Regions from separate parts of the Homo sapiens genome. Here region 2 is linked to region 1. Evidence: chromatin loops called from intact Hi-C (ENCODE). Cell type or tissue: PC-3. All regions are shown on one strand. Each heading gives the region's core, and the rest is flanking DNA. Links, peaks and the distances in the headings are about the cores only. Region 1 overlaps LOC124905974 (a long non-coding RNA gene). Region 2 has its middle 130 kb from the start of TRIB2.

Region 1 (16,261 bases), core at 3,708-11,707:
TTTTACCATACATGTTGTTGTAATATTAGTAACCACAGGGAAACTGAAAGATCAACTGTGCTGAAGAAACATCAGTATCTATTTCAAAATTATTTTAAGGAAGTGCCTGCCAAGTATGATTTAACATATGATGTGGTAGACAGTGAGATTACAATCACTCTACAGAGCATGACTTTGCAGTTAGATCAAATTATTCCTTAAATTAATTGTACTCACTTTTAAAATTAAGTATTTTTGAACCTGTACCAAGTGTAAAACTATAATTATTAATATGTTGGTTTTACTAGCAGAAGAAATTCATAAAGAGTTAAATAATTTCAGTTTCATTAAAAAATCCTAAAAATAGGAAGTCAGATTAATTTCAATAATAAATTTTTGTTTTTCCATTTTATGGAATCAAAGTAAACCTAATTGAATGTTAAAATGAATTGAAAATTCAATTAAAAGTTCAATATCAAAGATCAAATTATGTGTTTGTGATGTAATGTAAATACAAAATTAAGAAATCTATGGAACAGACTGTCCTTGGAATTTCTTGTGAGATAAACAAAATTAACAATAAAATTCAGAGAAGCTGAAATAATCTGCCAATCAAAATAAAATCCGTCATTGTCAAAACATACAGATATACATATAAACATCTTAAGTAACTAAATTACAAAATTTTTGACAAAGCTAATGTTGAATATTTTTATAATCAGTGTGTGTGTGTGTGTGTGTGTGTGTGTGTGTCTACATTCTTTGTTCTTCTCTGATCAGATTTTAGAAATTTTTGATTTATTCAGAACTATTCTGCACATCAATCTAAGTGCCCTGCAATGCCATTAAACTTTTTGTAAACAGGTCTCTAAATTTGCTCATATTTTATTCAGAATTGGTTGGGAATCTTTAATCAAGGTAGCAAGTGGAGTGCGCCCTCTGCCCAAAAATAAACAACAAAAAACCCTGCAGCTTTTGAAGCTCTTAACAAGTTGTAATTATTAAAAAAAAAAAAAGCTTGCAAATAACAGGACATTCACCTTTGTCCCTGCAAGAGAAAGGAAAGACCTGAATGATGAGAAAAATGTAAATGACGTACAAGTTCTAATAAAAGATTGAAGGAGGAAAGGTGCTATGAATGGAAGCAAAGATAGGAACTGGGACACTATTTGATGTGAAATATGTACACTTTTCAGTATGAAGAAAATTATTAAGAGTATCTTCTGCCAGTAGAATTTGTTCTAATCCTACCAAATACTTCAGCAGCCATAGAGAATGTTTTCACAATTTAAAAAATAGGGTCTATAGAAATGTGTCAGTTGAATGTGTCAAATTTCAAAATTATAACTTTACAATGAAACTTGGAAGAGGATTAGAGACAATTTATTAAAATTAAAGATAAGACCATATTTTTTAAATTTCAGAAAGATACTATGGCATGGTTTTGAAGACACAAATGGCTAAGAAATTGTTCAAAGTAGATAAATATAATCCAAAACTAATTATTCAGGTTAGACTAACTTTTATGGTTCAGATATTCAATATAAAGAAGGGTCGACATTTGTTCAGATACAGATTTGTTTGAAATTTTTCAAATTTTAAAAAGAATTTTACTTTTGAAAATAGGTTTGAATAGAACTATTTTATAGGTCCACCAATATTATAAAATTAATTTGTCATTCAATAAATACATATTTCTAAAAAATATGTAATGTCAATTCTTTTTATACAAATGTCACTCCCCTCCCGAATTGCCCTTGATCCTCAACTCTTAAAAAGTCCAATATTTGGGTTAAGAAAGTTCTGAGTAAGTATCTGCGATGGCAACTTGTGACAGTGTAGGATTTTGATGTGCTTACTAGGTGCTACTTACACGTCGTTAAGTGCCCTTAAAAATCACTATTCACATTTAATTAAGAGTAACCTCCTTTAGATTAACTAGCAAAAAATTTCAAAAAGCTGGCTGAAAACGAGTTGCTCTTTCATGGTCACAAATCAAAAGTAGTTTTAAAAATCTAACTTTAAAGCCATATCATTACCTATGTGCTAGCTACCAGCTAACCAGAAAACCATATCACAAGTCACAACACTTGTGTCAGGCCTGTTCAAATTCTGTCACACTGGTCTACAGAAAAGTGACATGTTTCAGGGTCTTTGCTACAGAATGCAGTGATAGAATGTCAGAGCGAAATGGTCACAAAGAGTTTTAGATAATGATATGCTTATTTTCTGGCACAAACACAAGGGATTTTGATATTTCCTCATTGTTCAAGGTGAATCTGACTAGTCCCCAGCAGGTAAACATGTTACAAAGTCTTTCCCATAAATGGTGAGTCATGTACAGCAAAAGAAAACTTCCCTACTGCATTGTTCTATTAATCATTTGCATCTTTATTGGAGATTTAACCATTAATGCTTCAAGGTTAATACCTTTTAAAAAATACCGCAGATGAGGATGCTGAGGTCAATTTAATGTGGCAATGCATAAGTTATGTCTGTCTTTGGATCCTAAGACATATTTCCTAGTTATAAAACATACATATTCCAAAGGTGTTTTATATTCTATAATCCCAAATATATTGCAACTAAAGAGGGCCATTTAAAGATCAAAATCCAGTAGCAATTCCTTCATGCAACCCTCAAGACTTGACCTTCTAGGTACAATCTCAACAGTTGTGAGCATTGTAATTACTGTTTTCATACAGTTGTGATCCTTTTCATTGGAGAAAACATTTCTACATCTATCACTTCCTTGGATTTTTTAAGTCACCTGTGAGTAGGACAGACCAATGTTATAATTCTCCTTATATATATATAGACAAATAAATAAAATGAGCTACATTTTCCAAGTTTTACTCCTGAAAACAACTGAATGGAAAAGTCAAGATAAACACTTCTCTTCTCTACCCAAGTCTGATGTGATTGTGAAAAGTTACTAGAATAATGCTGGGACATTAAATATCTAATTATCCCTGTTACATACTTTCCTTGTGCCAGACACTAGGATCAATATTTTATATGAATTTCCTTATTTTAATCTAACTAGCAACTCTATGCATAGATATTATTTTCATTTTTGCATATGAAGAAACTGATTCATTGACTAGGCAAAAATCATAGGCTAAAAAGTTATAAAGTCATTATTTTAGTTCTGGGCAGTGGACTGCAAAACAGTGCTTTTATTTGCTGTGCCATATTGCATGGCATAATCTATAAATATTACCTCAACTTTAAGAGAGAATTTTGAGATATTTATGAAGCTTAACATTTGAGCCCAAAGTTTATCTGGATAGTTAAATGTCTAAAAATTATTGAAAAAGATCTAAAATAAAAGGAAGACAAATGTATACACAGTTATAGATACTGTGTGAGCTGCAAGGCAACTGAAAGGCAACTGAAGATTCCAAAAAATTACCCACTTATTATGACTACTTTGTATATGATGAAGTTGATATTTCAAAATGTCAGGGAGGGAATATTCACAAAATAAGGCAGAGATATTAAGTAGCCAATTTGGAAAAAAAATCAGGATGGAGCCATACTTCACACCACACAAAATTTTACATTTGAAATTCTGGATGCAATATGGGCATAAATTATTTATTTAATACATATTTGTGATACACCACTATTACCTAATGCTACATAAGATGGCACTGACCCATTTCCAAAATGATTCTTAGGTCCAGTTGGTCATTTCAATAAAATATATTCTCCTGAATTACAATTATTTTTTATTCAGCAAACACTTACAAAGCACTTTCTCTGGGTCATGCACTAGGATTGCAAAGCTAAAAGGCATAGTCTCTGTCCGTTAATTCTGTCTGGTCTACAAAGAGTTTTGAATACTCATTGATAGCTAAGAAGTTTGCTATAATGCAAACTTAAGGAAGAAGAGGAGGATCAGGAGAAGGAGAAGGGGGAGAAAAAGGAGAAGGGGAAGGAAGGAAGGAAGGAAGGAGGGAAGTGGACTACTAATTAGTCTCTGCATTTAAAAAAAGTACACTGTGGTTGGAAAGATATACAGGTAAATTATTTCAATATAACATGAGAGGTCCCCCCAAAGATGTTACGTGTGACTGTTAAGTATGCACAGAGAAAGGTTGTTTAGCTGAAAGTGGGCGTCCAGGAAGACTTCCTCAAGGTCATGATGCTAGAGCAGGATTCTAAAAGCTCACAAAAGTCAATTAGTGGAAAAAAGAATTGGCACATACTGGATGAATACATATTGAATTGATTGAATAAATAATGAATGATTGAATGGATGAATAAGTAAATGGATGGAGGAATTCAAAATGTCTAACGAAGTTTCTGGACTCTAGGCTTTTAATGACCTGCTGGAGAGAAGAGTCAGAAACATAAGAACTCAATTATTTCCCCAGAAGAAATCTGAAAATAGGTTTTTAGTTGGCATGCTTTCAGCTGCACGTAACAGAATACATGTCTACATGTGGCCTAAACAATCAGTGTTTGTAAATGAGTCTCTAAACACAAAAATTCTCGAGATAGGAATCTGGTATTTCGCACCTCAATTACACTAGATCTCTGGGCAACATCTCTTCAGTTCTCCTGGCTTCCCTTTGTGGTCTCAAGATGCTGCCAAAGCCTTAGGCATCATAGCCTCCATGATAATATACAGAGCAGGAATGGGCTTCTCCCCACGAACCCCTCACTTCTACTGGAGAGGAAAATCTTACCCCAACGTTTCCCAGATAGAATTTCCCTAAGTTCCATTGGCCAGGATTGTATCATATTGCCTTGCTTATTTGCATGGAAGGCTGGAAACATAAGTATCTGGCATTTCAGCTTCTATAGAGAGAATTGGCTTTGACCATTCGTAGATGGGAGAATGGCTGCAGCTTATACAAACAGCACTGCCTGTCATATGAGCTAGGTGAATACTGAAGAGAAGAATTAGTGACACATACATACGGTGCTCCTCCACATGCTAAGGCAACACAGGTGAACATCAGTTCCTACACATGAAACATAATGATAGTTTGGATGTGTTCTGTAACTTTCACCATTTCTTGTGCTTCTGTCATGCAGAGAATCCCCTCTAGCAAAAGAAGTGACTGTTTTTACACCTTACATCAATTCTGAGAAAATCAATGACCCCTTTGTCTTACCCCTTATATAAACTCCAAGAAAATCAGTGACCCCTTGGTCTTACACCTTATGTCAACTCCAAGAAAATCAGTGACCCCACAAGAAAGATGGAACAAAGTGATGGACATCTATGACATGCCAGGCTCTTTACTAGGAATGTGACACATATCATCTCATTCAGCCCTCACATGGATCCTGAGGCAGGGATTAAAAGGAAACTGAGGTTCACAGGTTCAAGTACTTGTCTCAAGTCAGAATACTGAGAGATCCTATAGCTAGGTGTGCATTCCTGGCCTGCCTGACTGTAAATAGCATCCCTCTGTTAGTACATCCACATGTCAGAGGTGATTTCATGTATGTCTGAATATGCTGAACATTCTACTTTTGTGAGCACTCCTGCTTGTATAATTTCTGAACAGTAACAATAGGTAGAAAATGTCTCTTTTAAGTCCCTCCTTGCTTATTTATTACTTCACATTTTAGACCCCATTTTCATAGTCCAAGAAATTTACACATTGTGCAATGACAACTATAAATCACATTCAAAATGACTCCTAGAACTAAAATGCCAAGTATTTGTCTGAGGTTTACAGAAGTTTTCATTTGAAAGATTTACATAGTTTGTTTTGAATCTTACACATTATTTGTTCAACAGATTTTCACTTCACATGTACCATGCATCATGCTCTATACACATGCAGATGTTTATAAACGTTTATTTGTGACCAGCCTCTAATTCAATAAATATTCCCTGATTATTTACCATAGCACCAACATCATGCTAGATTTTGATGGGTTAAAGAAGTAAGCAAAACCTTGTCCTTACACTCAGAAACTCTGTTAGTTGAGAGTCATTCTTCAGCTATTCCAGAGAAAATATTTATTGTGCTTTTTTCCCTAACTCAGAAATGAAATTTATAAAAGCATAAAACGTGTGCTGGTTTTTCTGTTTTCACCCACTCTAGATCCCACTCTCTACCCTTCTTCTTTGCTCTTCTCTGTGCCACATGAGGCCAACTCCTGTGGACAGCTTTCTTCCCTTCCTGAATGGCGTCCAGTTGGACTCATCCAAAGAGCAGCACTAGGGAAATACGTTAAGCTTCAGGTCACTTCTTCCTGGCTCCCTTCTTGCTTAAGACTGTGTTTCTGGCAGGGGCTTCCTCCTCCCAGGAAGATGGCTCCTTCCGGGGTCGGGGGTCGGGTAGAGGATGGCTCTCCACCAGAGATCTGGTTCTCATTGGGTTCCAGTAACACCATTTTTCCTGGGTGTCTTGACCATGGAGATGGTAATAGCAGAAGCTTTTACTCATCTCTGGGTGCCTTCCTCTTCCTTGTTTGTTCTCTTAACTAGCACACACATCTGTGGAGTCCCTTTATTAAAATCTCTTCATCGAAACCACCCAGGGCAAATTCTGTTTCTTGCTGGGACTTTGAGTAATCAGAATATCAGAGCTGATGAAGTTAGAAATTCAATCTCTGTTTCTTATTTTACAGGAATGGAAACTAGGGCTCAGAGGTTTCACTTGCCAGAAGTCACTCGGTCCCTGGGAAGGATGCAAACCAGCTCACCTGGCTCTCCAGCACATGCACCCCAGACCACCCCCAAGGATGTGACCCATTCCTTCTGTGGAGTCTGATCTTCCAAACTTTAGACAACAGCTCCTTCTGCAAGCTTTCGAGCCTGCAAGCTAAGGACATGAATGAACTGAGTCATCCCCACAGAGCTTCATTAATTTTAAGGCAATTTAAGATTTCTGAGTCATAGGTTTCAGTCATTTAGATTTTCCCAGCTGGTACTGTACTTGCCCACACACACTTTTCTTTAAAGATTGCATCTGTCTAGATGTGTGGTTCTGCCCACCCTTCCTCAGTTTCTGAGAAGAAACTCGCCCTCGTGGAGTGCTACATGCAGGGCTAAGCCATTTCCATTTGCCACGTGCATTAGAGTCTTTGCCTGAGGGATTAATGGGATTAGCAGTCTGCAGCTTGATCTAGACTCTATCCACCAGAGACATGCACAATTCCAAATTCTATATCCAACACAATATTTTACCCAGTCTCCCAAGAAAATTCAGTTATGCCATATGGTGACTCCACTCACTGAATAATATTTAGCAACTTGATGAACAAGGACTGAATCATATCTTAACCATCTTGGCCAAATATTGTTTTATATAGCAACAGTATTAGTAATATATATGTTTTATTTTTTACACTAGTACTTCCTGCTACGCCCACTGAAAATTAAGAGCTAGACCTCACTGGAAGTAGACTACACAATAAAAGAGTTCTCGCTCATTAGCAACCTCCAATTCAATATTGCATTGTATGTATGATACATTCAGAATGTCTGCTTTTTCCTTCCTCCAGAGCAGCTGCTGGGATTGAGCAATAGTCTCCCAGGGTAACGCAGCAGGGAATCCTGGGGCATTTCCCAGACACTGAAAACAAAGGATATGTATCCATGGGGAGGATAGGGCTTCAGCTCTCTCCCTCCCACTAAGAAGTTCTCCATATCCTCAGTATGTGGGGGAGAAAATTAGCAAGCCTCTGAGTGAGGAGCCCCTGTGACCCAGGGATTTTAAGAAAGTCGTTTTCCTCCCTGAGCCTCAATTCAACTGTTCAAGAGGGATAATCATGAAAACCCTTTATAAACTGTAATACAATATGCAAATGCTAGGTTGGTCATTTACAATGTGCAGATTCTGTTAAAATTGTACATACATGCAACCATGAGGAAGATGCAATCTGTATCTTCAACCATCTTACCAGTGGAAAATAGAAACTTGTGGAGATAACAGAGATAATTTCAACAAAATACAACTTGGCTAAGATAGAGTTATGAAAAGTAGAGAGACTCTTAGGTCAACATGAAAGTTCCTGAAGTTGCCAGTACCCAAGAGGAATCTTGAATGATCAGCAAGATTTATAGCGGCTATAAGAATATTTATTCCCAGCAGCCAGGGGCATAAGCATCAGTTACTAGTGAGTATAATGCATGTCCCAAAGTGGCAGGAAATAAGGCCATATTTATAGCAATTAAGAAATATTAGCTATTATTACTGTAGCATCAGGGCTTTCTGAAAATCAAAAAAAAGGGATTTCTGGGAGAGTCTCATGCTAAGGCTTCAGCAACTCTTCTCACCCCACCCTGTGGGGCCACTATTGTGCCCATCTTCTGGGAAACTGTTGTAAAATGCTCCCTTGATTTATTACTGAGTATAAAACTAACCCAATACTTACTGATGTAAAATAACCCACTTCTTTATATCATGGTTTTGTGCAGCAGGAACTGGGGCAGATGGCACAACTGGGGTCACTTAGTGATGTTCTGTTGGTTGCTGCTGCTGCTGCTGCTAGAAGTATCGAGATGGTTTTATTACCATGCCTGGAGTCTTGTCAGTTGGTTGGAAGCCTGGGCTCTACCAGGCCCATCTCCTTCTTCACATATTCTTGGGGCCTTTCCTGCTGATTTCTCCGGCCAGGTAGCTGGTTGGATTTATTTCCTGCCACCTCGAAGCTTCAAGAGACTATGGTAGAAGTTTCTAGGTCTCTCCAAGGCAAAGCCTGGGACTGGCCATATGTCATATCTGCCATTTCCTATGGGTCCAAGCAGTCTCAGGTCAGTGCAGATTCAAGTGGAAGGAAATAGACTCCACTTTTTAATGGGAGAAGTGTCAAGTATGTATGGCTGTCTTTACTCTGGCACATTTCTCTCTCCACTTATGGTCACGCTGTGTGTGTAAGAAAGTCTTGTTGATTCCTGTGATAGGAAACAAAAGAAAAAATCTCCAGTAAAAAAAAATAGTGCAGCATAAAAGAGGCTTCTGTCCTTCTTCTGTGAGTTCCTATATGACCCACTGTCCTGTGTCCAGCACCTAGCACAGTGCTTGGCATACAGAAGGTGATCAATCCACAGAACTTAGCTGACAGGATTTTGCTACTATATTGTTATGTGAGTGAATTTCTCACAGTGAACCTTCCAGGAAAGGTGCCAGGGGAATCTTATTGCAAAACTAGCAGTTTATTGGGTTGACAAAGAGAACATTCAATTAAAAAGATTTTTCAGAACACAATGGAATCATTTTAGTTGTGAAATGTGAGCTTAAAAGTTATCATTTTGAAACATCCAACAAGCATTTCAAGACTCCATGGCAAGATGCAGCCCCCTGTACATAGGCACAGATGGAGGGTCCTTGTTGGGCACAAAAAAGCAGAGGCCCCTGTGTAAATCCCAGGATTCTCTGCCCCAGTAAAAAGCTCAGGCTCTGTCCCTAGTGCCAGGCATGTAAAAGAATGCTACATATTGATTTATCTAACAAACAGTGATGACAACCACCATGTGCCTATCACCATCCTAAGCACTGTGAGTATAGAGGGAAATAAGACAGGCTCTAGGTCTCAAAGGCCTCTTGTCTCCACAGTAGGAAATTTTCTGCCCATTCTTAGAGTCTAGGGAAATACTTGGATGTTATGAGGTGGTAGACTAAGATGGTGAGGGGCAGAGAGGCAGAGTCAGCCCACTACCCAACCACGGAACCACTATGCCAGAGGGAAGAATCTTCACAGTATTAGAGAGATATCAAGTGTCTCAGTGTATATCAGTAGCTTTTAGCTTCTGCCTCCTTCCTGTTAAACACAATAATCTCTACCCCAAAATTAGCCTAGAAGAGGGTGTGGCTTCTATTTGGTTTATACTCTGTCTCTGGTTCTTCTCACATTTGCCCTGGATAAAGCAAGCTGCCATGTGTGGGCTGACCTATGGAGAGGCCCATGTGGTCAGGAACTGAGAGTGGTTTTCAGCCAACATCCAAGGAGAAAATGAAACCATCAGTTCAACAACTTTCAAGAATCTGAATCCTGCTAGTAACTATATGAGTGACCTTGGAAGCAGATCCTTCCCCTGTTGAGCCTTCAGATGAGAGCACGGGCCTGGCCTACACCTTGATTACATGCTTGTGAATGATTCTGAGGCAAAAGACTTAGCTAAGCTATGACTGGATTCCTGACCCAGAGAGATGATGATTTTTTTTAAGCCACTAAGTTTTGGGGGATAACATGTTATGTAGCAATACATAACTAATACAAGTGTATAAAAGAAGAATACAATTCAACTAGCTCAGCTTCCAGTCTACTGCACTTTCTACCACCCCATGTGATTTCTGGCTCATAAGGATCTTTCATCTAGAAGCCACGGGAGCATCTGGCTAGAGGAGTGAAGTCCTAGGGTTTTATTTCAATAACTACATGTTTTCATGGTCTGACTACAGCCTTGTGTTTGTTCTCTGCAGCTTCTGTCTCTACCTCAGACAGACCTAACTGCTGTTTCTTATCTCAGCAGACCTGTGTCTTCCTGCCTCCAGGGCTTGGCGCACTATCTTCTCTTAGAAACACTCTTCTATCTTGACCTGCTGATAGTCTACTCAAATTTCAAGGCCAGTTCAAAAGTGTTCCTTCCTTGTTTTCCTGGCTGGCAAGATTCTTCTTCTTCTCTGAATTTTCCATATATATATATGTATATATATAGAAGAATATATATATATATGTATATATATAGAAGAATATATATATATGTATATATATAGAATATATATATGTATATATATAGAATATATATATGTATATATATAGAATATATATGTATATATATAGAATATATATATGTATATATATAGAAGAAAATATATATGTATATATATAGAAGAATATATATATATATGGAAGAAGAATATATATATATGAATACATATATATTATATGTATTCATATATATACACACACACATATATACACACACACATATACACACACACATATGCACACACACACACACACACACACACATATATGCCCTACTCTGTGCCAAGGGGTATTCTCAAGGATAAAATGGCAAATAACATTCCCTGCCTTCATTTATTTTATATTTGATAATTAATTGTAGTATCTACTGTTGGCTTTGCAGTAGAATTACTTTATGCAAATATTATGTACCTCAACTCGATTATCAATTCTGAGGGCAATGATACACACAGCCCCTGTGATGTCTATAGTAACAGAGTCCCAAAGCAGAGTAACTGTTTGTTATGGACTGAACTGTGACCCACCACAAATTCTTATCACAAAACCCTAACCCCCAATATGATTATATTTTCGGAGATAGAGCCCTATAAGGAGGCAAGTAAGGTTAAAATAGATCGTAAGGGTGGTTCCTAATCCAATAGGACTGGTGTCCCCACAACAGGAGGAAGAAATACCAGGGATGCTCAGGCACTGAGAAAAAGACCCTAAGAGGACCTAGCAAGGAGGCAGCCATCTGTAAGCGAAGAACAGAGGCCTCAGGAGAAACCAAACCTGCTGAAACCTTGACCTTGGACTTCCGGCCTTAAGAACTGTGAGAAAATACATTTCTCTTTAAGCCCCCAGGCTGTGCCATGTTATTACGGCAGCAGAAGCAGAATAGTCCTGTCATTGACAAGACTGAGCCAAGTAGTGTAGTCGACTAAGTAGGTCCACAATAGCATGACAAAGCTATAGGCCAGAGGTATCCAATCTTTTGGCTTCCCTAGGCCACACTGGGAAACGAATTGTCTTGGGCCACACATAAAACATACTAAACTAATGATAGCTGATGAGCTTTTTAAAAAAGGTTTCATAATATTTTAAGGAAGTTTACAAATTTGTGTTGGGTTTCATTCAAAGCCATCCTGGGCCGCATGCAGCCCATGGGCCACGAGTTGGACAAGTTTGCTATAGGCCATGGGCTCAGACACATCTGAATTTCAATTTTGTCTCTACCCAACAAAAGTAACTCGTTCTTGTTGAATCTCAGTTTTTCTTGTCTATAAAATGGGGTTAATCCTCCCTGTATTTCACCGTTACCAAAAGGAAGATATGAGGTAGTGGTTGCAAAGTGCTTGTCATAAACTTAATGTAGAAAAATGTATTACCTCCTGGAACCTTCCTTCTTTGCTCCTCCCTAGGGAGTGAGATGGAATCAATAAGATGGCCAGGCCAGATATTTGGAGCCTGTGGCAAAAGTTAAATCCATCATACTGATTCACTCTATTTATTTAAAATCTTGATGGGTTTTTCATCAGAGTTTTTTGCCTTAATATTTATTTTTTAAAATATTGTATGAAAATATTTGTCTTGATTACTGATTTTTTTTTAGCTCCCCCTTTCAATTTTTGCACCTGAGACAAGTGCCTGGCTCTCCATACCCTAGTTGGGATCCTGGATACCTAACTAATCAAGAAAGCCTCCTTTGGCCCGAGCACAAAGCTAACCAGGATTCTTTCATAATATCACAAACTCCAAGAGTCCCTGTACCCCAGATGCTGGCAGGCTGTGGATGGAACACTTTGGTCTGCAATGCAGAATGATTCTCTCATCATCTGGGGACGTAGGGCTTTTCTTATAGCATCAGGGTAAAACTTTTTTCTTTTTTTTTTTTTTGTCTGAGATGACCTAGCAAGGGTCCCTGGTTGGAAGGGAGATGAGCTTCCTACAATGGGATGTTTTCCCAGTCTTATGTGTGCTTTGTCTGTTTCCCTGAGGAATTTTAGTGAACTTAGAGAAAAGGAACATGTTAGCAGCACGTGGGGCTGGCCTGGAAGAGAGGCTCTGCCAGGCCCTGATGAATCCCCATTTTCTGGCTGAGAATCCTTGCCATGCCTTCTGTATGTCATACCCGTATGTTGAGGTTTGTGCCTCTCCCATCAGGCTGAGAGCAGCCAGAAGACACGAGATCATAGCACATCCTTAACTTTCTTGCCTTGCACAGGCTCAGTGAGGAGAAAGAGGCAAGGGGAGAAAGAGAGAGGAGAGGGGAGGTGTTAATTAGGATTCTCCAGAATGACAGAACTATTAATAATAGGATATATGTATATATGAAAGGGAGTTTATTAAGGAGAATTGACTCACACTATCACAAGGTAAAGGAAGTCCCATGATAGATCCTCGGCAAGCTGAGGAGGTAGGAAACCAGTGGTGGCTCAGTCTGAGTCCAAAAGCCTCAGAAGTAGGGAAGCCTTCAGTCTGTGGCCAAAGGCCCGAGAGCCCCTGGCAAACCACTGGTGCAAGTCCAAGAGTCCAAAGGTTGAAGAACCTGCAGTCTGATGTCCAAGGGCAGGAAGCATCTAGCACGAGAGAATGATGAAGGACGGAAGACTCAGAAAACCAGCTTATTCCACCTTATTCTGTCTGCTTTGTTTTAGCCACGCGGGGCTGGCAGCCAATTGGATGGTGCCCACGTACATAGAGTGTGGGTCTTCCTCTCTCAGTCCACTGACTCAAATGTTAATCTCCTCTGGCACCCTCACAGACACACCCCAAAACAATACTTTTCCAGTTATCTAGGCATCCTTCAAACTAATCAAGTTGGCATCTAGTATTAACCATCACAGGAGGAGAAAGAGAAGTTTAACTAATGTGTTTATATTAATATTGGCCGTGGTGGTGGTAAGAGCCTACACTCACTGCCAACCAGACAGAAAGTGAGCACTTTACCTGTGGACCATCTAAACCTGACAATCACTCTATGAGGTCTGTACTATTATTGTGTCATTTTAAAGAAGCCAAAAGTAAGATTTAAGGATATTATAGAGTTTACCTAAGGCCATACAGCTACTGAACTTCAGAGGAAGTACTCAGGCAAATGCTTGGCCTATTTAATGATAGTTGGTTGACTTTTGCATTCAGCTTTTTTCTAGATGTGGTTTCCCCAGGGTCTGTCAGAGATCACACCTTGGAGTCACTGAGCAGCTGTGCCATTTAGAAAGCTGTTTACTTCCTGGAGTCAAAATCCTGTCTAACTCACATTTGTTAGTAAGCTCTTTTATTGAATCATGTGAAATTTGAATGATATCAAATTTCATATTGTCCAGAGTATAGAAATTATAGTTTTTAACTGCCTAAATGAAAAAATATGAAATCTGTTATTTGTCTACATTTTTGTATTTTATTAACCACAAAAGCAGGTGTAAATATTTGTAATGAGAATGTGGAGATATGGGTGAGCCAGATTGTTTATTCCATCCATAGTCTACTGAGTAGATTACTTTACATAGAGCTGAGACTCCATGCTACACTTGCTCTACTACAGTCCACCTGAGGATCCAGGACTCACAAATCAGAAACCACTATCCTACAGATGTCACCTTTTTGTTCAGACATGCTTTCCTGTTTAGCGATGGCTAATGTTGCATTCACATCAAATTCCATGCACAGGGCCCTGATGCATGATCCAAAAATTGTCTTAGATTTAGAATGCTATTTGGACACAGAAGGTAATAAAAAGTGGAGCAAAGGGGACAAAAGGAGAAAGTGCAGGGGGAGAGAACAGGGAGTGGCAGGAAGGAGAACTGTATCATACAAAGATTGCAGGATTTTCCACTAGAATGACCAGGTTTGTGTTCACGGGCTAGTAAATTCCTTGAGACGCAGGTTTCTTCTACTGAGGCTAATAACAAAACCTCTTTTAAGGAGTTGTTGTTTGGATTAAATAAGACAAAATGCATAAGGGTGTTTGTTAAATTGGCAAGCCTGGTACACATATTAATTCTCTTCAACCTTAATCTGAGTTCTCAGGGTCATCCAAGGCCAAGTTGATGATTGATTTGGTGCCCAAATTGGATGGAATCTCAATGCATCGGTGTTCAGATATTGGTCTACTTGTTACATGCCTGATTTTCCCACACTAAAGGTTATATTGTAAAAGCTGAAGGGAATCTTAAGTGATAATTTGATTTTGCCTATTTTCTTCATAAGGAAGGTATTATTATCTCCATTCCATCCAAGAGCAACGATGGTCAGGGAAGTTAAATACCATTCAAGGCCTCTGAAGCTTGTGAAACCAGGGGTGGTCTGGACCCAGGTCTGTCTGCTCCTTTGAGGTCTGTGTGCTAGGTGTGGGAACGCGCACTAGATTTACCAGAACACCCTTCAAATGGAATCATTTACAGTAACCTAGCACTCTACATAATATGTAAATTTGTAGCACTTCCTGGACTAGCTGCTTCATTTTACCTGTTTTTACTTTTTTTATTAGCTGCTCAGCAATACTTAACAGGACGGTAGGCAATTTGCAACACTCAGAAAATTCCCATATGTTGGGTTTCCCACCCTACTCTAAGAACAACAACAAAATTTTCTTGTATCTCATTTCACTTGTGAGCACACAAGAGCTATTTTCCTGTATGAGAAGAAGAGTTACAAAACCAGGGCCTAGAAAGAAGTGGTGCTAATATTACTATTTCTTCTGTATTTATACCCTGGTCTTTTCCCAGTGGACAATTTATCCAGAGACAAAAACACATCCCCAGCCTAGCCATGGTAAAGTAAGCAAGTGAGCAAACAAACAAGCAAAAAGGCATAGGTCACTCAAGTGGAAAGTCCTGCAATTTTTGTATGATACAGTTCTCCTTCCTGCCACTCCCTATTGTCTCCCCTGCACTTTCTCCTTGTGTCCCTTTTCCTCCTCTATGACCTACTGTGTCCAAATAGCATTCTAAATCGAAGACAATGATTGGATCATGCATTGGGGCCCTGTGAGTAGAATTGCATGTAAATACAACATCAACCACTGCAAAACAGGGAAGTACATCTGCATAAAAAGGTGACATCTAAAAGGTGACCTTTTAATAGGTACTACTAAAAAATACCTTGTAAATAAGCAGCTGCTTCTCCAACACGAGCTGTTAAAAAAATTGAGAATGGAAATCACCATTATGGAAGGATTTTACGTGGGCCATTCAATCCAAAGGTTCAGTCAACTCTAGAAAGCCTAATGACAAGTAATGTGATATAGTAAAAAATAATCATATAGTTTCAGAATAAACTTTTCTCCTGCCCCCTTTCTTCTCAATACACACATACACATACACACACATGCACATACACACACATGCACATACACACACATGCACATACACACACATGCACATACACACACATGCACATACACATGACCTCCAGGGCCACTGAGTAATGGGCTACCATGGAATAAATTAATTAGTCTCTCTGGGTCCTGTTTCCTCAATCCATAAAATGGAGTAATAATTCAAAGGGTTGTATAAGAACTAGAGAGAAAGAAAGTAGCTGGTCTAGCATTCAAAAGGCATAATTAAAATACAACTATTATTAAAGTTAGTAACAGAGAATATTCTCAAAGTGA
Region 2 (16,261 bases), core at 2,985-10,984, 110 kb before region 1:
ACCCCAATAAAAGTGGAATATCTATGCATGAGACTTTTTTGACCCTGAATGATGAACTGCCCACAATGACGTAGATTCTGTCGGAACACACCGTGTTATAAAATTAGACGCAACTGGCAACAATAGTGAGAAAATGAAGTGTAGCATAGGCAGGACCAGGGGCAGAGCCAACTGCATGCAAAGGGAACACAGACCCCATGCCACCCACCGCTGATGCCCCAGCACCCTCCCTCATCATGCACCAGTGCCACATGGTGTGATCCCGCTTGGTTCGCAGATGGGTTGGCTCTGAATGTGGCCCAAGTCAGAAATAACAGCCTTTCTTGGAGGCAGCCTTGAAAGACAGTGATGAGGGGAAATGCACTTTGGGAAGAGCACCTAGTTGTGCAGTTGTGGAAAGAGGTGTCCTAACATGAGACTGTACAGATTCATAGGCAGCAGCAAATAGCCTGGCAAGTCTGAAAAAATAAATAAACAAATTTTGCAATGAGAAGGACAAGGAGGGGTGGGATAGAGGCATTTGGAATGTGAATGGTGTATGAAGATCTTGGAGTCACGTGTTAACACCCACCACAGAGCGTCCACCAGAGAAGAGGTACTCAATATCCAAGTAGACAGAATGTCAGCCAGATTTTGTCATAGACCAGTGTTAGCACAGGGACGTATGGCCAAAGCAGTGGCAGTGATGGAGAGCCTCCACACGGACCCCACAGCAGGATCTCTCACTGACCAAGGCTAGTGTTGCCACTGAGTGTCAACATCAAATGTAGAGGCCCACACTGAGTTTGAAGACCAAACTGGTCACTTGGTAACAATTGACCAAGTGGGCCCCTTCCACATTGCAGATGCCACCAAGTCACTGAGAGAAATTGGTAGATATTTCAGGTATGGATTTTACTTACCTGAGGGTGTCAGACAGCCCCAGTGTCCGAAGCCTTACAGAGTGTTGGCTGCTTGGCACAGGATTCCACAAACAACTGTCAAAAACTAGTGAGGCCACCTAACAGAAATGCAGGTGAGGGAGTGGGCCAGTAACTACAGGAATGACCTTAACAAATATTACACCAGCTAAAAGCTGCAGGCCTGAAAGAACACTGGAACAGTGAAAACACAGCTGAAGCAACGGCTCAGAGCTAGAGAATGGAGTTCACATCTCTAGGAAGCAGTGTATGCACAAAGCAGGTTCGATATATGATGCTGTGTTCCCAGTAGGAGGAAAATAGGAGTCCCAGGCACAATGAAGTAGAAGCAAAAGTGGCAACTCCTCGAAAATTCTGAAAGAGAATCCTTTCCAATCAGTGTTCCATAGCACCTAGATCATCCATTATGCATGCCTATGGAATAGTCATTTTTAGATGTTCGCAGACCCAAAAAATTATCTGCCATATGCACTTTTCTAGATAGCTATTCAAGGAGGAAACTTACAAAAAAAAAAAGGAAGACACTAAAAAACATGAGATTCATTAAACTAGGAATTCAACACAAAAGAGCTGGGGGGTCTCCACAGGACGGTGAGGGGAGATGTTAGGCAGCCATGCTCCAGGCTGAGTGAGGTACCAGTCTCAATGGATAGAAGCCTCTGGGAAGGACGTCTTCAAGCAGATGAAACTTTCCTAAGATTGGATACACTCCACTGTATTATAAAGAGATTTTATTTCTGGGGAAGAATTTGGGGAAGAATTAGTAATAATTAATAGAAAAAAAGAAAGATAAATTAGACAACTTTAAGAAAAACAAATTTGTGTAAGAAAATTCATTCAAGTGTCCTGTGTCAATCGTGCCTAGCATTTACATGGCCATAATAAAATAAGCACTACATTTTGTACCCAACTAAAATGAAAATATGGGTAGGTTGGAAGGATGACAGGCCAGGAAGTATGCACGAATATGGCAGGGAGAGGGGTATGAAAGGGGGGTTAATTCCCTTCTTCAAGAGCCTAATTTTTATTTAAGTGCAATTTGGTGGAAGGTTATCAGCCTACACACTGGAGCATTATCAGAAAGAAGTCTATTGCATTTGCTTTGGAGATGTTACTAAACATTCGTTTCTTTGTATGGTCATGTCACTCGTATGATCAATTATAAGGTAAATTTTTCTCTGGTCATTTTACCAAGTAAAGTTATATTTCCCTTGAGAAAAACGTGCTTTTTTTTTTTTGTTATAGACACTATGAATCATACACAAATCAGTTTTCACTCTTTTGTTTTGAATTTTAATGAATATAGAGGTGGCTTTGCATTATGTTTTTATCATACATATAGAATGTTCTGGCATTCATCTTGCATACTAACTTCACTGCTGATTTATTATATTTTCTGACCTTCATTTTCCTTTCTCCATGCTTTCTTCAATTACAAATTCTTATAATGGCTATATTTCTTCAAATAAAAGAAATTATTTTGTTTTGGAATGAGGCAAGGTTAGAAGCAAACATATAAATAAATGCGACTTTGAACAATTAATCAATTTTGGATGCACTTTTTGTAATTGCTTTGCCTGTTTGTACTGTGCAGTCACCATATCTTCCCACTGGAGCATAAATTTACAAACTTCATGCAAATGCATTATTTGTAATAAAACTGACTCATGAGCATTAAAAGCCAATTATTTCTATACATCTGCTGGCTATGGCTGGCAATAATTGTGCGTCATTCAGATTTGTGGCTGTGTGTTTGCCTTAGTAAGATTTTAATCACTCATTAATTTATGGTTTACAATATGCATCATGGGCGCCTGTATTCCCCAAACTACCTCAGACTTACAAATCGAGAAGCTGCAGAACTTGGAATTGTGACAACAGAGGCCTCTTTTAAGTTGTGTCTTCATGCCAATGTCTACTAGAGGATCATAGATGAAATAAGACAACCCCCCCACCCACCTCAAAACACACTGAGTACAATTGATCTTCCATTCCATTGATGAATTACTTTTTCATTTTTTTTATAATACCATACTATGCATTTTTATGTTACTTTTTTATTTGCCAGTTAATGACTTCTTGGTGGCCTAACCTTTGTGGAGACAGGGTCCCTATGGAAGGAGCATACTTTCAAATTTTTGTAGAAGGGGACTTAAATCCTTTTTCCGATTCTTGTTGCAAAATCTTAGGCAAATCACTTAGTGTCTCTGAACCCATACCTATGAAAACTTTTTTAAACAGTAAAAGTGCAATATCAGTAGTAGTGAGGATTTTGATGAATGACAGGCCAGTCTCTGAAGGAATTGTCCTTAACTATGGCAGGAATGAGCTTGGGGAAAGGACTGGTGGTTGACTCCCACCTAAACCTCTGAAACAGAGCATTCTAACTAGAAAAAAGAGATGCTGGAAAATGCTGCTGGCCACCTCCACTCTCCAACCCTCTCTCCATCAAGGGCAGACAGAGAATGAGAAGCAGAATGCTATGAATAGTGCATTTTTAAATGCCCCACACTGATAAGAACAAGAAAAAGTACAGATTGTTTCAAATATACAGAAGCTAGGATGGGAGGACAAAAAATTTCTGATGGTTAAAAAACCATATTGAAGGAATGAGAAAAAATATCCACCTTCCCACAAAGCAGTGCAAGATAAAGGTCTACCACACACTAGACATTTGGCTAGGGACCATGCTTATTGCATAGTTTAAGATGTGAGGGGACATTAAGGTGGCACCCAGATGAATGATAAAAAGATCAAAGTGAATACACACTCCCTATCTGTTGGCAAACAGCAGAGATATATACGTCTTATCTCATATAAGAAAAAACTAGAAAAGAACAACAGAAAACAACAACATGGGCTGTATGAAAACATTCTGACACATGACAAGGTGAGACATAGCAATAAAGATTCAGAGAAAAGCAAAATAATTCACTACAAATGGCAGAAAAAAAGTAGAATGCATCTGCTTTGTGTTCTCAGTATATAAAAAAATATTGTTGCTATGAAGTAAGACAGAATTTGTGTTGGTCAAGTGGAAAATAAGGTTTTAAAGGAGCTGGCAGAGTTACGGAGAAAATGTAATTAAACTACAATATGATATCAAAAAATAAAATATACATTGGAGACAGTAAACAGCTGAATTTAGACTTGTTCAATCACTGATGAATGCAAGGTCAGCAAACAGTGGTTCACAGGCCTAATCTGGTACATCCCTGTTTTTATATTGCCCATGAGCTAAGAATAACTTTTACATTTTTAAATGGTTGAAAAAAAAACCCAAAGAAGAATAAAATTTTGTGGCATACGGAACTTATATGAAATTCAAATTTCAATGTCATGCATAAAGTTGGATTGGAACACAGTGCCACTCCCCCATCCATTTACATATTATCTATAGCTGATTTCTGGATCCAAAGGCGGAATATTTGGAATAGAGATCATATAGCTCACAGAGCTAGAAATATTAACTATTTGACCCTTTAGAAAGAAGATTTGCCAACTTCTAATGCAGAGGACTTATTAACTAGAGAAACATGTTCTCAAAAGTGACATTTCTTTTTTTCTTTTTTCCTTTAGTGCGGTTGTGTTATTAACTTGAAATGCAGTTTGGTTACTTTGTTTCTGTTCGCATTCCATGTGGAGTTTTTTTCTTCCGTTCTTATTAATTATATTTGCGTATGCAAAATATTAATATAGTTCTAAAAGTCAGATCTAGTAGGTTCTTGAAAACTGGACTTCAAGCTAAATGATGTATAATGAAACCAACTTTACCACAGGCTAATTGATATAAATAGGACTTAAGTTCCTGCAGCATATTTCTAATCACAAAAACATCATCAAACTTCTAAATAAAGAGCAAAACACTTCTAATATTAAACATTGAAATTAATATGAGCTATGCACATATTTAAGAAAGATGAATAAAAACAAGTAATAGTGCTCAATAAATACGTGTGTCTTCATTCTGCTATCTTATAGAAGCATAGTTAAGAAATATACAACAACTAGAAGTCAGTCTTGGGGTGCATTAGTTGTATATAACAAATGTACACAGATTTGGTAACTTAAAACAACACAGATTTCTTATCTTACAGCTTCCGTGAGTCAGAAGTCCAGGTACAGCGTAACTAGGTTCTCTGCTCAGACAATCAAGGTGTCTACTAGGACTGTGAACTCATCTGAGGCTTGGCATTTTCTTCCAAGCTCACTGTTAGTTTGCAGAATTCAACTCCTTGTAGTTGTGAGACAGAACTCCTGAGGTTCTAGAAGACACCTGTCATTCTCTGTCATGTGGCTCTTTCCACAACAAGGCACCTGTTTTAAATGGCTCGCCTGATTATATCAGACTCACTCAGGATAATCTCTCTTAGACTACCTCAAAGTCAATTAATTAGGGCCCTTAATTACATTTTCAAAATCTTTTCACCTTTGATGTATAACTGATCTAGTTACAGAAGAGATACCCTTCCTATTGCTCCTACACTCAAGGGGTAAGTATTGTACAAGGATGTGGGCCATTGGGGGTCACTTTAGAAGTCTGCCTGCTGCATGGGCTCTTCCCTCATTGTGTGCCTCCTCGGGCTTGCATGCTATCTAGAGGACCCAATCATCCCACAGAAGAATGATGTCAGCAGGAAAGGCCGGGAGTAGAGTGTATGTGCACTGTGTAGCCTGTGAGTAGACCTGGTTGGCTTTGTGACCTCAAGTAAGTCATTTCAAGTATATTTGCTTTTCCTATTGGGAGTCAATTCTCCATTGGGTTTTCCCATTTCTGAAGGTATTGCAAGCAGAAGCACTAAAAGATAACTATATTTTCAAGGATGTTTGTATAGCAAGAAGCCTTGGAAGATATAGATAGCATCATCCTCCAGAGTAGAGGGTAAGTTTGTTAAGTGCCAGGTAAAAGAAAGATAATGTCTTCCTTCTGGGAAAAAATTCCCACAAGTTTGCTTGCAATCTAGTATAAAAGATTTGAGTTCATGAGATTGGAGTTCCTCATTTGTGATGCACACCTGTGCATGCAGCATTCACCTGAGTCCACTTTTGTGTTGCCTCCATTAGAAGTTGGAACAAGGCGAACCAATGCAACCATGAAGTTTATGCTGCTGTCTGTGTTGTAAACAATGGTCCTTTGTCTCTGGTCCAGGAGTCTCATTTCTTCTGCCGGCACTCATGAACCTGCAATAGCTAACTTGCCTGGTTGCAAAGAAAAGAAAATCTCAGATATTCCATGGTTCTTAACATTTCCCCATAGTACCTTTATATGAGGGGTGCTTCCAACTTCACTTGCTTAACACCATGACCTATGGTCCTTCTAACTCACCCTCTAGTATCACTTCCTCCTTGGAAAGTTTCTTAACTCATCCCCTTTCTTCTAGAAAAAGTCATTCACACTCTCTTCCACACAGTACTTCCTCCTTCCTCCTTAACCACAGTTTCACTTTCCAGTTTCACTTTTCAGTTACCTATGGTTAACTGCAGTCTGGAAACATTAAATGGAAAATCTCAGAAAGAAATCATGTTGTAAATTGTGTGCCATTGTGAGTAGCATGATGAAACCTTGTGCTGCCTTGCTCTCTCCTGCCCAGCACTTGATTCATCCCTCTGTCCAATGTATCCACACTGCGTATGCTCCCGGCCTGTGAGTCACTCAGTAGCCATCCCAGCTCTCAGAATCACTGTCCTGGTATTGCAGTACTTGTGTGCAGGAAACCTTGTTTCGCTTAATAATGGCCTCAGAGTGCAACAATAGTGAAACTGGCATATTGTGATCAAGGTTCTATTTTATTATTGTTGTTAATCTCTTACTGTGCCTAATTTATGAGCTAAACTTTATCATAGGTATGTATGTACAGAAAAAAGTGTAGTATGTATAGGGTTCAGTACCATTTGCAGTTTCAGGCATCCAGTGGGGGTCTTAGAACATATTCCATAGAACATATTCCCCACGGAAATGGAGGGACTACTGTATTACCCTTCCACTTATGCCATAAAGGTCAGATTAAAAGGAAAACTGTCTTCCCCAAAACTACACATCATTTTGAGAATAAGGAATTGCAACATATCTAGTTCTATATAAAATCTACTATAGAGGACTTTCCCAAATATTTTACTTTTCAAATCAGATTAGTATTTGGAGAAGAGACATTAACATGAAGCAACCTCAGTAAACATTGGTATTGGATCTCCATAGAAGTCTCTTAACGGGATTATTAACAAAGGGGGCAAAGAAATGTAATTTAGGTGTAATTATTTCTCTGGGGATTGGGAGTTGGTGATGACCTCCCAAGTTCATTTCTTGCACGTTGTCACAAACAAGGATATCAAAACCACTTTAGGAACGCAATTGGGTAAGAGATGTATGTTGCAAAGATCATGAATAGTAAATAGAAACTTGTGACTTGGGAAAAAACTTCCAGTGACAACCTTTTATAAAGATTCAAGAAGATCTGCCTCTCAAACCTAAATAAAGATTAGGCGCACTAGGTGACTCAAAGAGCGCTTTGATTGACAAGGAAGACATGATACTGAGGAGACAGGATGAGTTCAAATAAACTTGCATCAGGAAATGAGCAGAGAAAAATTAACATACTTTACACATGATTGAATGTTAAATGTGTAGCTATTTTGAAAGGTAGATATTTTATTATTTGGCTACCTTAGTTATTTGTAGAGACATTGTGTGTGTGTGTGTGTGTGTGTGTGATCCTATTTTGCACTTCCTGACAAGGAACCTGTGGCTGTCGTTATATTCACAGCTCTGCTGTATTCGGTGGTAGTTAGTAAACGTTCCCTGCATCTTGCACGTGATAGACAGTCTCCACTTCTGAATGAGATGAAGTTAGAGATCATTGTATCCTCAACATTTTGCATCCTATTTGACACACGGTGGTCAGAAAAATTCATGTTGAAAATTAAATTTTTCACCTGAGACATCAATTTTCATCTCTATAAAATAAGGTGATTTGAGCAACCAATCTCCACTGTCCTTCTGGGCTCAGAGGTTCCAAGAGTCCTTCATCTAGAAGCTGCTGGAAATCAGTGCTGTAACTGGCTGCAAATTCCTGTGAGAAGACTTCGTGGAAGTCTCCCCTCAGAGGCCTAATCAAGAAAGCCTTCTAGGGCTGAAAGCCACCTTTGTGACACTGCCCCACCTCCCCCCCTTGCAAAGGGGCCAGGGTTTCTGTGGGAAGAAGGGAAGCTCATGCTTTATGGCATGTTTTGCTAATGTGACAATCAAAGGCCTTCCAGGTGTTAATGGTGGCAACGGTGCAGAAAGCCCAGAGTGACATAATTCGGTTCTGGCTTGTGTTGGTCTGATTGCCTTTTTTGGCATCAGCTAACTCTCAGTTTCCTTTCACCTTTTGGTTGAAATGAACCGAGTGAGCTGAGGCGAAGTTTCCTAGGATTAGGATGTAAACCTGATCTTCCTGTACCCCAGATCCCAGGGCTGGAAATCAGCTGGCTGAGGAGAGGGAGGTGGAGAGGTGGGCAACTACTCACCCCATGGAAGCCACAGCTCTCACCATGTTTAAGAGAGACTGGAGAAGAAAACAAGGTCCACAGAGTCTCCTAATTACAAACAAGGGCCTGTCTCTTCTCATCCACATTAATTAATGCTGTTGCCTGGCTTTGCTTGTACAGAAGCTGAGTGGCTTATTCCGCCTTGCTCATGAAATTCTCAAGTCAAAGCATTCTGCTCGGCTGGCCATGGTGCCTGGCAGCATGGGGACAGACCTTCCCAATTATCACCTCCAGAATAAACCTATTCAGTTCTCTGCAAAAACAAATGACATCAGCAACAATAACCACGCAATCACACTGGCATTTACTTCTACCTGAAATGCATTCCCTGTAATTCAAAACAACCTAGTACAGTGGGCAGGAAAGGTGTTGCTATTTGCACTGGCGAAATGAGAACATGAAGGCCCGGGGGAGCAAAGCAACCTCCTGGGGATAATAAAGTGCATCAGGCAGACTGGATCCTGGTCCTTGGTCTTAAACTCTCAGAAGGAGTAGACTTTCTTATGAAAACCACTTCACTTGAAGTCACCCCAGAACTGAATTTTCCTCACTTTTTCTCAGCCCGTGGTATGGGAAGAGTAAGGTGTTGGGAATGGGTTAGCTATATTTAAACACTAATTCCATGGTTTACTAACTGTGTTATTTAGCATCTCATAAGGACAGTTAATTTATCTATAAAATGATCATAATAATGCTTTTCTCATGGGATTTCTGGATTATATAAATGCAAAAATATAAGTACTTTTAGATACTTAACAAATATATGAGTTCCTTTTTCCTTTCTTTAAGGGACACAGTCCTTCACCATCAGCAATTTTATTTACAGATCTCTCAAATGGCAGGGCTACAGAGAAACATATGAAAAATAATATATTAAGCTATGGGATTAAACATATCATGGAGGGTGCCATGGTAGGGAGGACTTCATATTTTTGAGTTTTCAGTCCCATCACCAAAAAGGATAGATAGGCCCCTCTCTTACCACATGCCAGCTTCTCTTTGGCTGTCAATCTGCAGTTCCATATTGCAGCCTCACTTGTCAGAGATTAGGGCCTCAGACACCAATAAATTCACTGGTTGTTGCTATAAAGGCCTCTGAACAAAATGGGACATGACAAAGGAAACTAATGACAACTTTCCATTCTACATACCATTGCAGGCTGGAGCTCAGACTCCCAGAAACATTCCCTGCACTGAAGGAACCTCCAGTTCTCAGGACCCACTCTTCATTCTCCTGCTCTTTGGGCAGAATGCATAAATTGGTTAATGCTACCTGGACTTTAGCAGTTAAAAAAATTACAGTGTGGAAGGTACTGGTTTAGTTTTAAGCAAACATCTGCTGAGGGCAAGGGACGCACTCACTTAAAAGATGAAACTAGTTTGGGTAATGTACTAGTTCCTTCTCATGCTGCTAATAAAGACATACTCAATACTAGTCATTTATAAAGGAAAGATGCTTAATTGATTCACAGTTCAGTATTGCTGGGGAGGCCACAGGAAACTTACAATCATGATGCAAAGGGGAAGCAACATGTCCTTTCTCACTGATGGCAGGCAGGAGAAATGCCCAGCCAAAGGGAGAAAAGCCCTTTATAAAACCATCAGATATTTTGAGAACTCACTCGCTATCATGGAAACAGCATGGGGGTAACCATCCCCATGATTAAATTACCTCCCACCTGGTCCCTCCCAGGACACGTGGGGATTATGGGAACTGCAATTCAAGATGAGATTTGGGTAGGCACACAGCCAGACCATATCAGGTAAGATATTCAGTATCTAAAGCTAAATAATGAAGAGAAATCAAACAACTTCTTCATAGCTAACTTCTAAAATTCTGTCAAATATTTTCTGGTCAGGTTAACTTCAAGCATATTTACACAGTTTCCTCTGTAATCTAAGTTTTGTTTAAGCTCAGGCAGAGTCAAATTTAACAAGTTTCTGATTCCGGCACATTTAGTCCATTAACATGCCATTTTGTGAAAGTAATATTGAAACAATTCTCTAGTATTTTGAGACTTTCTGAGCAGGAAGATAGATAGGACCAACTATGTACTTTGTGAGATCCAGTGCACATGTGGGAATCCTGGTTCAAAAACTACTTAGAATTTCAAAGTGGTGATAAGAGATTACTAAACTAAGCATGCAGCCTTTCTGAGGGCAGGATCTTATGCAACGTTTCAAAGAGCAATTACTAAAGGTCTTTAGATCTGGGTACTTTCCACAGATTCTTTAAAATACGCATTTAGATCTTACAAACAAGAGATGTATAAAAGTAATGAATCAACAGCCTGGAGAAGGCTTGCAAGTGTTCATTCATTCACTCATCACTCGATTTAATGAGGGCCTATCATGTGTACTACTTGAGACTCAGAATGCAAAGATTTGTAGAGACCAACAATTGCTTCACATTTCGATACACCAGCACAGCAGAGAGTCTTCCATAAGGAAGGTTTTCAGTAAAAGGCTAAGGAAACATATAGTCTGGCTGAGAAGATTCCATGGGTGGAGACTGAATAGACAGCATAGAGTCCAGGGCAATAACTGCCCCCGTAGAAGCATATATGGGAGAAAGCTATCCTTGCCACTTGATTACATTGTAAGGACCACAAAAATCTGAACAGTTCTTGCCACCTTGATTTTTCTTCAGCTGTTATTTACAAGCATAGGACTTCCAAGGCTATGAGTTGGACATCTATAGGTGAGACAAAGGTGGCCCAATCAATGATGCTCCAGGAGTATAGTAGAAGCAGGAGACAGCATACTTAGACCCACTGACTTTCACTTTGCCCAACTCATTACAGATAGAACCTGTGCCATCTTGAAAAGACAAAGGCCACCACAAGCAATTTCTCCACCACATACAGCTCAATCCTTTATTCTAACAAATGGGGTCTGTTATGTTGTATCCTAAGGTTGTGGATATGCAGATGATCATTTATTTTCAATTAATAGTACAGTGTATGGAAAAGGTTGGAACAAGCCTGGGTTCCAAATGAGCCCTTGATCTGCGTTGATGACAAAGCCCATGCAAGTCAGTTAAGTTTCTGAGCATCTCTGATGTGCAAGGAGGGGCCTGATTTCTCTAGCATGGTCCTTTAATTTCTAGAGGTAAGTACTTTTCTCTTAATTTTACTTATAAAGAAGCTGAAGCTAAGAGAAATCAAAGGCCCTTCCCACGTGGGCACTCAGCCTGAGAGGTGCAGGCTCCAGCCAAGCTTTCTCTCCACTGTGCATGGCTGTGGCCTCTGCATCTTTGTCTATAAAATGAAAAACAGGCCCCTCTGCTAGGTATGTCAAGGGTTGTTGAAACTAAGATGTGGGGGTGAATACATAACCACCTCGAAAGCTATGAAGCACTGCAATGGAAATGACCATTATTACTTTTCAGCAAATAGAAACACATTTTATCCAAAAAAGCATTATGAGAAGAAAGCTACATATGCATTATTTTTTATTCCTCACCAAGCCTTAGGGCAATTATGTTCATTTTTATTATCTGATTATATTATGATCTGATTATAAAAATTGTATAGGCTTACTGTGGAAAATACAGATCACACAGACTAAAAATAAGGGAAATTATACCTATAATATCAGGTGTTAATGGTAAATATTTCTATCCTACGTTTTCTGTGTGTGGATCTCTAAAACATATTGTTGAGAGGAAATTACATAATCCATACATGCACATACTATTTGAATCATACCTTTAAAACTCAACATTCATTTATTAATTCAAAGTAGCTGAGCTTCTGCTGTTTCAGGCATGTGTAACATGTCCTGGGAGAATAAGGGAGAGTGGTGTAGAGAATAAAAAAAGCTAGTGACGCAGGTAGATGCAGAGAGAGCAATTGCAAAAATTATCCTAATCAAACCTGGTGAGGGTATTGCTGCAGAAGAATATAGGAAATAAACCTAGAGGATAAATAGGAGTTATTAGGATAAAGCAGAGATAAGGTAAGGGAACAGCCTATATGGTAAGGGGCAGGAAAGAGCATGGTCCACAGGGTGTACAAGGAACCAAAAATAACACCTCTATGGCCGGGGCTAGAAGGACAAATGACATGGGGGGTAGTATGTGGATTTTCCCACATCATTTAAATTTTCTATGAAATGGCATTTTAAATGCCCGAGGCAAGTTTTCACTCCAATACCTCAAAACATGAGAGTACAGACAGCCATCGGTCTTCCCTCTATGCTTATAGACTGGAAGGTTTCCTCTCCCTGAAGACAGCAGATTTGGCAAAACTCTCTGAGGGACATTATTATCATTGTCACCATCCGTCTGTTCCATAGAAATCAGAAAATGTTGCCTAAGAGTGTTGTGTTGGAATATATTTATCTTACAGGTTCTGATTTATCTGCCTATGTCTCTAGCTCTTCCGGATCTTCTCTAGCCCCTTCAAGTCTCAACTTGAGGCTCTCTGGTATTTCCTCAAACCATGGAGCTTTGTCCCCAGCCAGCTTCCAGGTCCAGGCCTGGCCTACAAAGAAGGCCATGACTCACCACCTCCTCGTTCCTAGAAGATTCCCTCCTCGGATCTGGAAGAAAGGCAAGATGGTGTTGAGGACATTGGTGCAGAGGCATGAGGGAGTGAGGGCCACCTCTGCTACTTAGTGAGTGGTTTGGGGCATCACTTAACCTCTTGGAGCCTCAGGGTTTTCACTGGTAAAAGACTGGGAATGGAGATTGTGAGGATTAATACGAAGTGGATGAGGAGGTGAGCAGTGCCTTGTGCTGAGGAGGTGTCAATGAAAGGGAGTCGTTATGAGAACGCCCAGACTTGCAGTCTGCAGCGAAAGGCCTCAGGGAGGAAATGGCAGGGCCCACTCTGTGGATGGGCATTTCCTGACTGGACTGAGCCTAACAATCATGGGATTGATAGGCTCATTTATGGCTGTCCTTCAGGGGTGACTGGGTTTGTGTAGCACCGTAATTGGTGTTTTCATTCTGTGCATGAACCCTAAGGTGAGTTCTCATTTTATAGGAAAGCCGCCAATAAATGATTAATTAAAGCCCTATAAAATATGACTTTTTAAAGCCATTTACTACTCAACTAGGACACCTCAGAAGTTCATGCTATGTTTTTATATCATGACACACTTGGAATCAATTAATTTATATATGTATCCGTTCTCTAAGCAGCCTACTTTCTCATCTCTAATGTGTTTGGATTGTGGTAGGCGCTGGGGAGAAGAAAAAAAATCTAATTTCGATGCAGGGCTTGCTAAGTGGCAAATGCTATTTCATTTCAGCTTTCCGTATCGCCGTTTGAGACAGTTGCTATTGCTATTGTCCCCATGCCATAGAAAAGGACGTTGAGGCTCAGGTTTCTAGGTGGTATTGACAAAGCTACATGGCTAGGGAACACTGGAGCTGGGCCTTGCAGCCAGGTGCATTTGGTTCCAGGGTGTCTGTTCTCTCAACTCACTCACATGATGTCTCCAAGGAGGAACGAAAAGTATCCCCTGTCTTCAGTGGCCTCAGTTTTGTTAAACTAAAGAAGATTCAAATTACGCAGAGGATGTAAACAGTCTAAGCTCCCTATGTTTTCAGTCTTTATGCTGAAAGGTGGAAGTGCATGGCATGGGTTTGGCAGACTAATGGATGGGTCCACTATCTGCTAAGCAAACCAGGATGAATGAGGTGGCTGTGTATGCTAGGGAGGCCACCGTGCTGTGACTAGGAAGGCTATTGGCATTGAGGGGGCAGATTCCATAGGTTCGGTCAACCCAAGTCCCCTCAACTAGGTTCTCACAATAGGTAAATGACCCAAAGTCCAATTTTAAAGTTTTTGTGGTAATGTTTTAAGGAACCTCGGATCCTGCCAAGAGATAGGTGGGTCCTCTCATCATCTCTAAGTTGAGGCTCCACATCCGTAGTTCTCTCCTTGGCCTTCACATTAACATTACAATGATCTGGAGAAGGTTTAGCAAATACTGATGACTGGGGTTCACCCCAAAAGTGTGTATGTCATGGTCTGGGATGCATCCCAAGCATTCACAGCTTTTTCAATCTCCCCAGATGAATCTAACATGCAGCAAGTTTGAAGACTTGGGGAATTCTCTCATCTCCCATACAGTTTGTTTGCCTAGGCACAATTTAGAGGAAGAGTCACACGGTGTCACCTTTCTATTTTACCTGTCAATTTCAATGACCCTTTTCTCCTCATTTCTGGACTTATTCAGTGTCCTCTTCCCTCAGCCTTGTTCAGCCAGCTAATGGCACATACTAATTCCATACTGGGCACTAACTCTTTGGATTTCCTAACACAGAGGATATTTTTTATTTAAAAAGAGGATATTGATGTCTTAAAAACAACAGCAGCAGCAAAAATCAAATCACAGGAGATCAGTGGGGTCTTTTGAAGGCTTCTAAAGGAGTCTGTATAGGAAACTCGGTGCTATTGCTGTGTGCAAGCCAATCCTACCTGGGATGCAAGCGTTCCTTGGAAAACAACCTTCTGAGTCTAAGTAGAAGCTGGTGCCTGAATCTTTAAATTACTTTGTCTTTGTAGTTAAAGAAGGATTTGTTTTTCTTTAGAAGCAAGGCAACATCACAAATCCTAGCTGACCACAACATTCCCAAAGCCTGAAAGGCACTCTCCGGCAGGTGAGCCAGTTGATCCTGGGGTCCCAGGCTCAGTCACCTAGTTAACACTCATGGCCAAACATTAACCACCCAGGCTGCGCTGTGCTGTGTGCTGGGTCTCTGCCTTCAAAGAGCTGCTTCCAGCTGGGTGGAGAGAAGACAGGGCCACAGTTACAGGACAGTAAGGTCAGTGCTCTGAAGGCATAGAGAATGGATCCACTGCTCAACCTGGAACAGAAGCATGGGCAGGGAAGACTTTTTAGGGCACATTAAAGCCCCAGGGGAGAGGCATTCCAGGCAGGAGGACCAGTGTGAGCAGAAGTGTGGAGTGGCACAAGTACAACAAGGAAGTGGGAATTGAACCAGATTCAAGAACTCTGGATAACCTCATCCCAACACAGTTTTAAGTGCTCTGTGTGCAATTAAATCGATCCCCTTCTCTGGGTCCTACTTTTTCAGCTTTATAGAAAGGATCAGTGGGAGACCCTTCTTCTCCACAATTTCCCATGATCCTAAGTTAATAGAGACTTTCCAGCCACTTTTCTGCACAAAGCTCCGGCACACCAGTTACATCTGCCTGGTGATTTTAGATTCTTCTTTTAATGATATGCCAGGTGACACCTTCTACTTTCACCCATCTCTGCACTAGCCTGCAAAAAGGGCCAAAGTAAATGACAGCAAGTCTTGCACAACAAACCAAAACAACACAAATGTCTACTGCTCACAGTATGGCACCTTCCCTTGGCTTTGCAATCTCTGCTGGCCAACATGCTTGGTTCAATTGCAAAGGAAAAGGACAGCCAAAGGACAGCCAACTGCATCCTGGTAGGGCAGGGGCACCAGAGCTGACTCCGGCCAATGCCCAAGTTGTAAACTAGCCACCCACTTGGCTGTGGTTAACAGGCCTTGGCTTACATTTCCTTAAGAGTGGATGGAAGGGTCTTTTGTGTTGTTTTTCTCTGATTTCCTGCCTCTTCTTTCTTCTGGAAGAAATTGAAACAAAATCTGTTCAGAATCCAAAGGCAATGGTCTTTGTTGGCTGGCACAGGCGGCTCTCTCTTTCCTGGCTCTCCTGTCACTCATTGTACTGCTCTGTGTTTTGCTTTGTTTTTTTAACCCTGAAAGTACTTACGACTCTGGCTCTGCCTACCTAAACTTTCACGGGGTGTCAAACACCTCTACTCCTTGCCTACAATTTTGTTAATGCTTTATGACTAGC

Evidence for each region. Hi-C counts contacts between places; a loop is a spot of excess contacts. Peaks named below come from ENCODE experiments on the same cell type or tissue, not always from the same donor. Only the 100,000 strongest peaks of a DNase experiment are listed, where the experiment ranks them.
Region 2: a loop joins it to region 1, with 2.9 times the contacts of the local background. A loop is called at or near these places in 7 of 110 quality-filtered maps.

Annotation. Positions count from the first base shown.
Region 1 is chr2:12,695,515-12,711,775 of GRCh38, forward strand. LOC124905974 (a long non-coding RNA gene) reads right to left here. Exons shown (of 2, transcript XR_007086222.1): 1 at 13,012-16,261; 2 at 2,350-8,851. Among named protein-coding and RNA genes, the nearest start is that of TRIB2, 13 kb to the right of the region's middle. RefSeq lists a cis regulatory region at 10,161-10,640. In PC-3, for the core only: no CTCF peak of the experiment used is centred there; DNase peaks (open chromatin) are centred at 6,807 and 7,327; H3K4me3 peaks cover 1,727 bases; H3K27ac peaks cover 4,942 bases.
Region 2 is chr2:12,581,889-12,598,149 of GRCh38, forward strand. No RefSeq gene overlaps it. Among named protein-coding and RNA genes, the nearest start is that of TRIB2, 130 kb to the right of the region's middle. In PC-3, for the core only: no CTCF peak of the experiment used is centred there; a DNase peak (open chromatin) is centred at 6,563; H3K4me3 peaks cover 344 bases; H3K27ac peaks cover 1,029 bases.